Linked DNA regions of Mus musculus: all the other regions are linked to region 3. Evidence: chromatin loops called from intact Hi-C (ENCODE). Cell type or tissue: heart. All regions are shown on one strand.

Region 1 (2,500 bases), 190 kb after region 3:
ACTGACCTAAGGAAGACAGGTGACTCATTCATGTACCAGAAATAAAGACTAATGAGCAGCGCTACCAGAAAGTGTTTGACAAAGCTGTAAGGCCTGTGGCACTTCCAACTGCTTAAGTTGTCTCAGGCTAAGTATCTTGTAAGGAACATGGAAAGAATGTGTGAACATCAGATACTTCCTGGAAGGACTCTAGCCAGTTAGCTGGATGCTCAGAGATGTGACAACAGAGTTGACAACTGTGGTATCACTACTGCCACTTGTGGACAAACATCTGAGGGCTGCAAAGGCTCCAAGGCAATCCACTGTCAGTGTGGAGAACGAAGCCCAGCAGCTTCCTCTAGAGACAGTGAGCCAACATTACTAACGGGCTGACTTCCCACAATAGCCAGTGCTGCAACACAGCACAAAACAGCCATGCTGAGCACACATGTGCCTTGCTTACACAGTAAGGGGAGCTAGGTAATTTCTTCAAAAGAAATTAATACTCCCTGTATTTTAGTAAATATTAGCTTTCCCCAAGCCCCCTACCCCCCCCCCTTTTTTTGAGACAGGGCCTCATCATATAGTCCAATCTGGCCTTAAACATTATAGGGGAAATATTTTCTTCAGTGATGCAGTCACTAATAAGATGCCCATGTTCCTTTATTGAACCCTTCACCCATACTCCTTTAAATAACCTTAAGCTTACTGATTCATTTAATCAAAAAAAAAAAAGATACAAAGGTAGAGAGGAACTATATGGAAATAGCAAGAGTGGGAAATAGCGGTGAAAGTGAACAACGTACATTACACAGATGCATGCATGAAGATGCCAGTGAAACCCATTATGTACATTTGATAATATGTGCTAGGAAAACTTTATTTTAAATCTTGCTAAGTCTAACCTTCCAACAATTCCATAAAGATCTCATCATTAAAACTGCTTTTCTTGTCTCTATAGATAGAAGCTTTCAAAGTACAGCCTATTTGCTGGATACATCACTAAGAATCGTTCCATCCACGGGAGCTCCCGCCTGCATTTTAAAGCAATACTGCCACCAGAAGACTAAAAAGAAAAGTAACCACTAACAACTCCAACTAATTACAGAATATTCACTTTTCTCCATCGGTGGCTACATAACAACTCCCTGATGCTGACCGGACACCCATTCCTCCTCGTACCTTACCGCACTCCTCCCCATTCCCGCTTCGTTTGCAGCATCAACTAAACCATAGTGTTTCAAATCTAAGTTCGTCCCAACTGCGGGAAAACAAGAGAACTGATGAGTGGTCAACGGCTTTCTGCTGTCAATTAAGGGAAATGTGAATAAATGCCATGAGATGAGCAGTCCTTCCGTGCGAAGGACCTGAATACGCGCTAACGGTGCTTTTGGGTGATCTCAACCTTCACGTAAAGACTACGAAAGAAAAGAGGGAGAAAGGGAGAGGGGAGAGGAAAAGAGAGGAGGGAGACGGGGAGGGAACGACAGAGGAAAGAGAGGGAGGAAGAGAGAAGCAAAAAAGAAAAAAAAAGGAAGAGAGGCGGAGAGGGATGAAGAGAGGGTAGAGAGAAAAGAAACTGGAGATTAAGTATAACAGCAAGAGATGAACTTGACGGTCCAACTTCACGCCGTACTCAAACGCCCCATCTCAGCGCAGGCGTTGCCATCGGGCGTAGACAAACGTTACAAAGTCTTAAAGCCTTGGGCCGCAAGTTACCACTTTGTAAAGCGCCAAGCAACACAGCAACGTGTCACCGAACCGCCGCCTGGGGCCGTACCCCAAGCCCTGGGGGGCGATGCCAGCGCGTCCCCGGACCCCGGCGGCAGCGCGCCCGCCCGCCCCGGCCGCGCGCCCGTTCGCACCGCCGCTCACCCGGTAGTTGCTCGAGCCCACCCAGCGGGTGAGCGCGTCCACGGTCTTAGCCAGGCGGCTCGGATCGTCCTCCAGGTCCGGGATGGCTCCGGGCGTGCCGAGGCAGAGCAGCAGCTCCTCGCCCGCCTGCAGCCGGCCGCTCACGTCCTTCTGCAGCACTTGGGCGCAGAAGTACTCGGCGCCGCGGGGCTCCATGGCCGCGCCCGCCACCCCTCACACGCCCGTCGCCCCTTACACGCCAACTTTCCTCGCAGCACCGCCGAGGCGCGGCGGTGAAGCCTCCGGGACGCGCCGACACGCAGAGACGCCGCTGCCTGGGGTGCGGCGGCCGGCGGGGGACGGCCCCCCTAAACTAATCAAACTCGGCGCCCCCCGGTCCCAGCCCCGCTTCAGAGGCTGCGGCTGCCGGCGACGTCAGCGCGCGCGTGACGTCAGAGCGACGCGCCCGGCCTCCAGCCCGGCCTCCCGGCGCGCCCGAGCCCCTGTGGGCTGCGGCCTGTGGCGCTACTGATGGCCCGAGCCTTGGGCTGTCGGGGCCGTGTGGGTCGCCTCGCGTGGGCGACCCTGGAAGGCCAGTGTGGGAATTCCGGCATCTCCGGCGATTCGCTCCGCCGCCATCATCAAGACTCAAAACTTTTTGGTACTT
Region 2 (2,500 bases), 470 kb before region 3:
AAAGCCAGTTGGCTGGAATTTCTTGGCTCTAATCTAACTGCTCAAGAGGGATAGCTACATAATTAAGAATTCCCGCGGAGATCACAAAGCAGCGTCTCAGGGTTCGGCTCTCACAGGGCACCTCAATTTCTTGCCTGGTGACTTACATCAGACTGGTGACACCTCCATAAATCCTTATCTCTTCCTGCCCATCCTGACACTCCAGATATATGGGTTCCTTTCCCCTACCTGTTGGAGCCTCTGCCCACTGGTTCTCAAGACCTCAAGCTCTGACGGAGCAGCCGGCACTAAATTTTCGTTCTCCTTAATCGAAAGCATTTTCAGCAACTGTTTTCCAGAAACTTAAACAAGTTTCAACTCTGGTTTTAGATAAACGTGTGCCATTTCCAAGAGTGTAATTTTTACAAGTCTACAAGGTTCAAAGTCTACTACCAAGTACTTGAACTTACCCGACTCAGTCCATCTGGAGGGCCCCAAGGTGACTCGCTCAAAGTGCAAATGAGTAGGAGCCCCGTTCCACCACGCCCTGTCCCCTTCGCAGGTTCGGTGCAGACCTCCCCAGGTGCGTGTCCCACGCGCCTCAGCCACTGCCCTGCCACCCAGACCTCGCCTGTAGCACTTGGCCTCTTCCCACCCTCCTCCCGCACCGCCAAACCCTAAAAGAAGAAAAAGGCTTCCAACAAACAAGGCGATGCACACCTCAAACTAAAAGCAGCCAGCAGGTGGCTAGCGAGAAACATGAACAGTATGTTTGAAAAGGGAGAAGTCTCTGAAAGCGAATATTCCTGTGACCCCACTGCAGGAGCCACTCCTGACCCCATTTTTTCTCCTTCCGGAGCGTTCCATGAAGCCCGAACTCCGCAAGGATCGCGCCCCACGCCACTGCCCGCGGAGCCCTCTAGCAGCCCCGCGCAGCCTGGACCCCTCTCCCCAGAAACCGAAGCTGGAAAGACTCAGGCGCACCTCAGCTAGCCCCCGACCGCGCTGCACAAACCGGGAAGCAGGTCCGTGCACACGGGACCGCCGCAGCGGAACCCACGCGCGCCAGCAACCAGGAAGGACGCGCGCCCCGCCCGTCCGGCCCGCCTCCTACGGGAGGCCCGACCACTGCCTGCGCCTCGGCGGCCTGCCTGCTCTGAGCGGGTGATCGAGGGTAACCCGGATCCCGACTTTGCAGAGCCGCGGCTTTCCTCGGCCTCTGCCCGCTTCCCAGCGGCGGAGCGTCCCCGCGCGGTGGCACCGGAGACTTACATAGATGCCGTGCGCAGCGCCCAGCAGTTGCAGCAGTGCCAGGAGCGGGAGCGGCGTACACAGGGGGACCCGGAGCATGATCGCGCCACGATGGGGTCTCTCCGTTAGGCAGTGGGCGCTCTGGCCAGCCGCTGCACCTCCGGGGGTTGTTGAGGACCCTATGCCAGGACCCGCCCCCAGCTCCGCCCCGCCCCGAGGCTCTGTGCTGCGAGTGGAGGTCCAGCCTCTGTAGGCCACGTGACTCAGAAGCAGCTGTGGTCTATGCATCTCCCACAACTGTGTTTCCTTCCGGAATGGCGGCACCCCTGAATGAGCAATGATGAAGTTCAGGGGCTGGCCATTCACAGGGGCCTTCAGCCTGTCCCGGCTGCCAGAAAAGAACTGAGCAGGGAAGAGGAAACCAGCCAGTCAGTCCTCAGTGCTCTGGCCTTAGAAGCCTAGCCCCTAAAACTCTCCCTAGCACGTGGTCTAACATTCACAAGGTGTGGTCCACAGGCCAACGAGACTTAAACATGGAAATGCAGACTCTGGGCCCCAGCCCAGAAACCCTGAAGTCCTAGACCCGGACCCAGCTCCGAGGTTCAGTGAAAGCAAAGGTGAAGAAGCACTGTAGTAGGTTACAGAGGAATTCTAAGTGTGACTCAGCTATGGCCAAGTTATTTTGAAGTGCCCTGATTTTTAATGAGAACAGTAGCCCTTCCCTCTGGCAACTTCTGATCTTCCGCCTACTGCCTCCTGAATGCTGGAAGTATAGCCATGGGTCATCACCTCTGCTTTAGTTGACGTTGACTTAAATATACATGAGATTTTCCCAGCTTTAATGAGTTGTAGTCAATAACAATATTCATTTATTTTAGGCATTATCTCATTTATTTATTTATTTATTTATTTCACTTACTTTTTGCAATGCTATCGGTGAGTCTCAGGTCCTCATTAATTCTAGGCAAGTACTCTACTATTGGGCCACACCCCTAAATCCCCTTTTTCTTTCTTTCTTTCTTTCTTCCTTTCTTTCTTTCTTTCTTTCTTTCTTTCTTTCTTTCTTTCTTTCTTTCTTTCTTTCTTTCCTTCTCTCTCTCTCTCTCTCCTTCTTTCTTTCTGTTTGTTTTTCTGAGGCAGCTTCTCACTGTGTATCTTTTTTTTTTCTGGATTTTTGAGACAGGGTTTCTCTGTGTAGCTCTGGCTGTCCTGGAACTCACTTTGTAGACCAGGCTGGCCTCAAACTCAGAAATCCGCCTGCCTCTGCCTC
Region 3 (2,500 bases):
CCGCTAGCCGCCCCCGTCGGCCTCCCAGGCCACGGCGCCACGCGGCAGGACCCCGACCCCGCGGCCCAGGCCCCGCCCGGCGGAGGCAGCCGCGCGCCCCTTACCTCATGCTGTAGGCGCCGGCGCCCAGCTCCTGCCCGATGCCGGACAGGCTGGAGTCGAAGTCGTGCACCAGCCCGGACTCGATCACCTCGTCCATACTGAGCACCCAGGCCATCTTCCGGCCTCGCCGCCGCCCCGCGCAGCGCGGCCTCCGGGTCCGGGGCGAAGGCGCCCGAGCTCCGCGGGCGCGTCCTGAGGGAGGACGCGGGTGAAGCCTCCGGCGGCGCGGCGAGTGGTCACCTGCGGCGGCGCGGGACGCGGCTGAGACGAGAGCGGCCGAGGCCCAGCTGTCAGGGCACAGCGTGCGGGCCAGCAGCTGCGGCGGGAGCGACCGGGCCGCGAGCCGCGCCGCCCTCCCGCGGCCGCCGGCCCCGCGCCTCATGCCGCCGCCCGCCCCCGGCGCCGCTCCCGCGGCCGCCGCCCGCCCCGCCCCACAGCCCCAGCGCGCATCCCCCCGGCACGCCCGTCACCCGCTCCCGGGCCGCGCCCCCCCCCCCCCAGCCCTCTGCCCGCCCGCCCAGGCTCCAGCGCCCCTTCGCCCCGGCCAACCCCGCCGCCGCCGCTCCGCCGGCCCGGACGCAGCTTCGATGCGGCTCCGGCTTGGGCTCGCTCGCCGCTTCCGCCTCCTCCTCCGGCCCCGCCCCTGCGGCCGCTCCCCTCCCAGGCCCGCCCCTCGCGGCCCCGCGCCTCGCGGCGGCACTAGCGCCTGGGCCGAGCGGCGCTGCCCGGCCCCCGCGGTGTCGCGGCCTGGCGGCGGAAGAGGTGTGACCGGTTACGCTCGGCTGACTGACAGGTCTTCTGGGCAGTCACGGCGAAGCGGCCGGAATGGATTCCCGTGAGCCTCTGCGTTCCCGGCTGAGCCACCAATCAAAACGCTCTTCCCCTCCGGGACTAAATTGACTGCCATAAGTAAGAGCTCATTGGCCCGCACTGGAGGAAGTGGTTCCAGGTCCTACTTCCGTCGGTTCTGGGAAATACCCTTTCGTCGGCTTTTGCCCCCGCTCCAGAGAAAAGCGGGTACATCTCGTCTGATGTAAGCTAGGTCTGTTGTGCAGAAGATCTTGATTGGCAGGAGAATAAGCCAGTCAGCCCTCCCTAAAAGGTCCCCGCCCCTCTCAACTCAACTTTAATCCGGAGGCAGAAGCATGCTGGTCTGAGTTCGAGGTCAGCTTGGTCTACTTGGCGAGCTCCGGCTGAATCAAGGTTATATACAAGGGCTTGTCTCAAAACAAAACAAAGCAAATTTGCAGAGCCCAGAAGATCTGGTGACGCACATAGCACAAGAGTGTGTGACACCCTCGTTATTCCTTAATCATGTGCGCTAACACAAACCATGCAAATTGCTGTGAGAGTTAACGTGAAGAAAACTAGTGTTTTTCTAAAACAAAAGACAACAAACAAACCCGGGAGGTTATGGTTCAGGTAGCACGAAGACAAAACAAACAAACAAACAAACAAACAAACAAAAACCACACACACACACACAGATACCCGCAGCAAAAGACAAAGAATACACTAAGCATAGAGACTTCCTATCTATGCCCAAGTGCTCCCTTTTACTGCTTCATGGAAGTCTGTGTCTGGGTATCCCTAACAAGCTTTGAGAAGAACTGCTCCCTCCAAGCCGGCCCTCGATTATTGCTTTTTTCACATAATATTGTTTCCAAAGGATTCGGATGTGGGTCCAGCAACGTTCATTTGACAGGTTTATTATTAACTGTTGGAAATAACGGGGGAAGGGGGAGTAATTCTCTGATTCTTGGGACAAGTGTAATTGTGCTATCATTTGTCTCTTTAATCAGTTTATGCACTAGAGTACTCACACATATGTAGAAGCACAGCCTCTGAAAGCTAACATTTGCCAACATCTAAGGTCAGGGCCAGGGTGATGGGGTGTGCTCTTTGTCCCAGTGCACTGGAGGACTGGGCAGGGAAGAAATCTCTGTGAGTTTATAGAAGCCTGGTATTCACAGTTGAGCTCTAGGCCAGCCAAGACCCTGCCTTAAAACAGCAAGGACTTTCAGGTTAATTCAGCTCACAGCTCTACTGAAAGACCTGGTGACAGAAATTATTGGAACTAGATTTATTCAAGACCATACCCAAAGAAAATGACTTTTCTCTGTCAAACATTCCTCTTTGGAAACAGGTTGAAATGGTGCATGCATGTTGTCTCAGTGGGTTTCTATTGCCACAGAGAGACATGACCATGGCAACTCTTTATTTAATTTAATTTAATTTAATTTTATTGAGTGTATGGTAGAAGAATGAAAATGGGTCAAAAGGGAGGGAAGGAGGGAGAGAGGGAGAGAGGGAGGGAGGGAGATCTTTCCTATGCTGGGACGATCCATGCCTTGGGAAGGAAGGCAGCCAAATGGGTTAGTGCATAGTCCGATGTGGT

The links. Peaks named below come from ENCODE experiments on the same cell type or tissue, not always from the same donor. Only the 100,000 strongest peaks of a DNase experiment are listed, where the experiment ranks them.
Region 1: it touches region 3 in a loop (6-fold over the local background); 7 of 42 quality-filtered maps call a loop at or near these places.
Region 2: it touches region 3 in a loop (6-fold over the local background); 2 of 42 quality-filtered maps call a loop at or near these places.

The regions. Positions count from the first base shown.
Region 1 is chr9:113,741,230-113,743,729 of GRCm38, reverse strand. It overlaps Clasp2 (CLIP associating protein 2), which reads right to left and starts at 2,257. Exons shown (of 40, transcript NM_001114347.1): 1 at 1,855-2,257. The coding sequence starts at 2,049. In heart, a CTCF peak has its summit at 1,041; DNase peaks (open chromatin) are centred at 1,919 and 2,379; H3K4me3 peaks cover 1,837 bases; H3K27ac peaks cover 1,386 bases.
Region 2 is chr9:114,400,021-114,402,520 of GRCm38, reverse strand. Glb1 (galactosidase, beta 1) reads right to left here and starts at 1,443. Exons shown (of 16, transcript NM_009752.2): 1 at 1,252-1,443. The coding sequence starts at 1,329. It overlaps Tmppe (transmembrane protein with metallophosphoesterase domain), which reads right to left and starts at 1,426. Exons shown (of 2, transcript NM_001200002.1): 1 at 1,252-1,426. In heart, CTCF peaks have their summits at 706 and 1,235; DNase peaks (open chromatin) are centred at 1,110 and 1,450; H3K4me3 peaks cover 1,885 bases; H3K27ac peaks cover 1,611 bases.
Region 3 is chr9:113,929,371-113,931,870 of GRCm38, reverse strand. Ubp1 (upstream binding protein 1) reads right to left here and starts at 559. Exons shown (of 16, transcript NM_001372510.1): 1 at 105-559. The coding sequence starts at 217. Gm39439 (a long non-coding RNA gene) reads left to right here and starts at 945. Exons shown (of 4, transcript XR_003948257.1): 1 at 945-1,144. In heart, no CTCF peak of the experiment used is centred here; DNase peaks (open chromatin) are centred at 240 and 960; H3K4me3 peaks cover 2,087 bases; H3K27ac peaks cover 1,809 bases.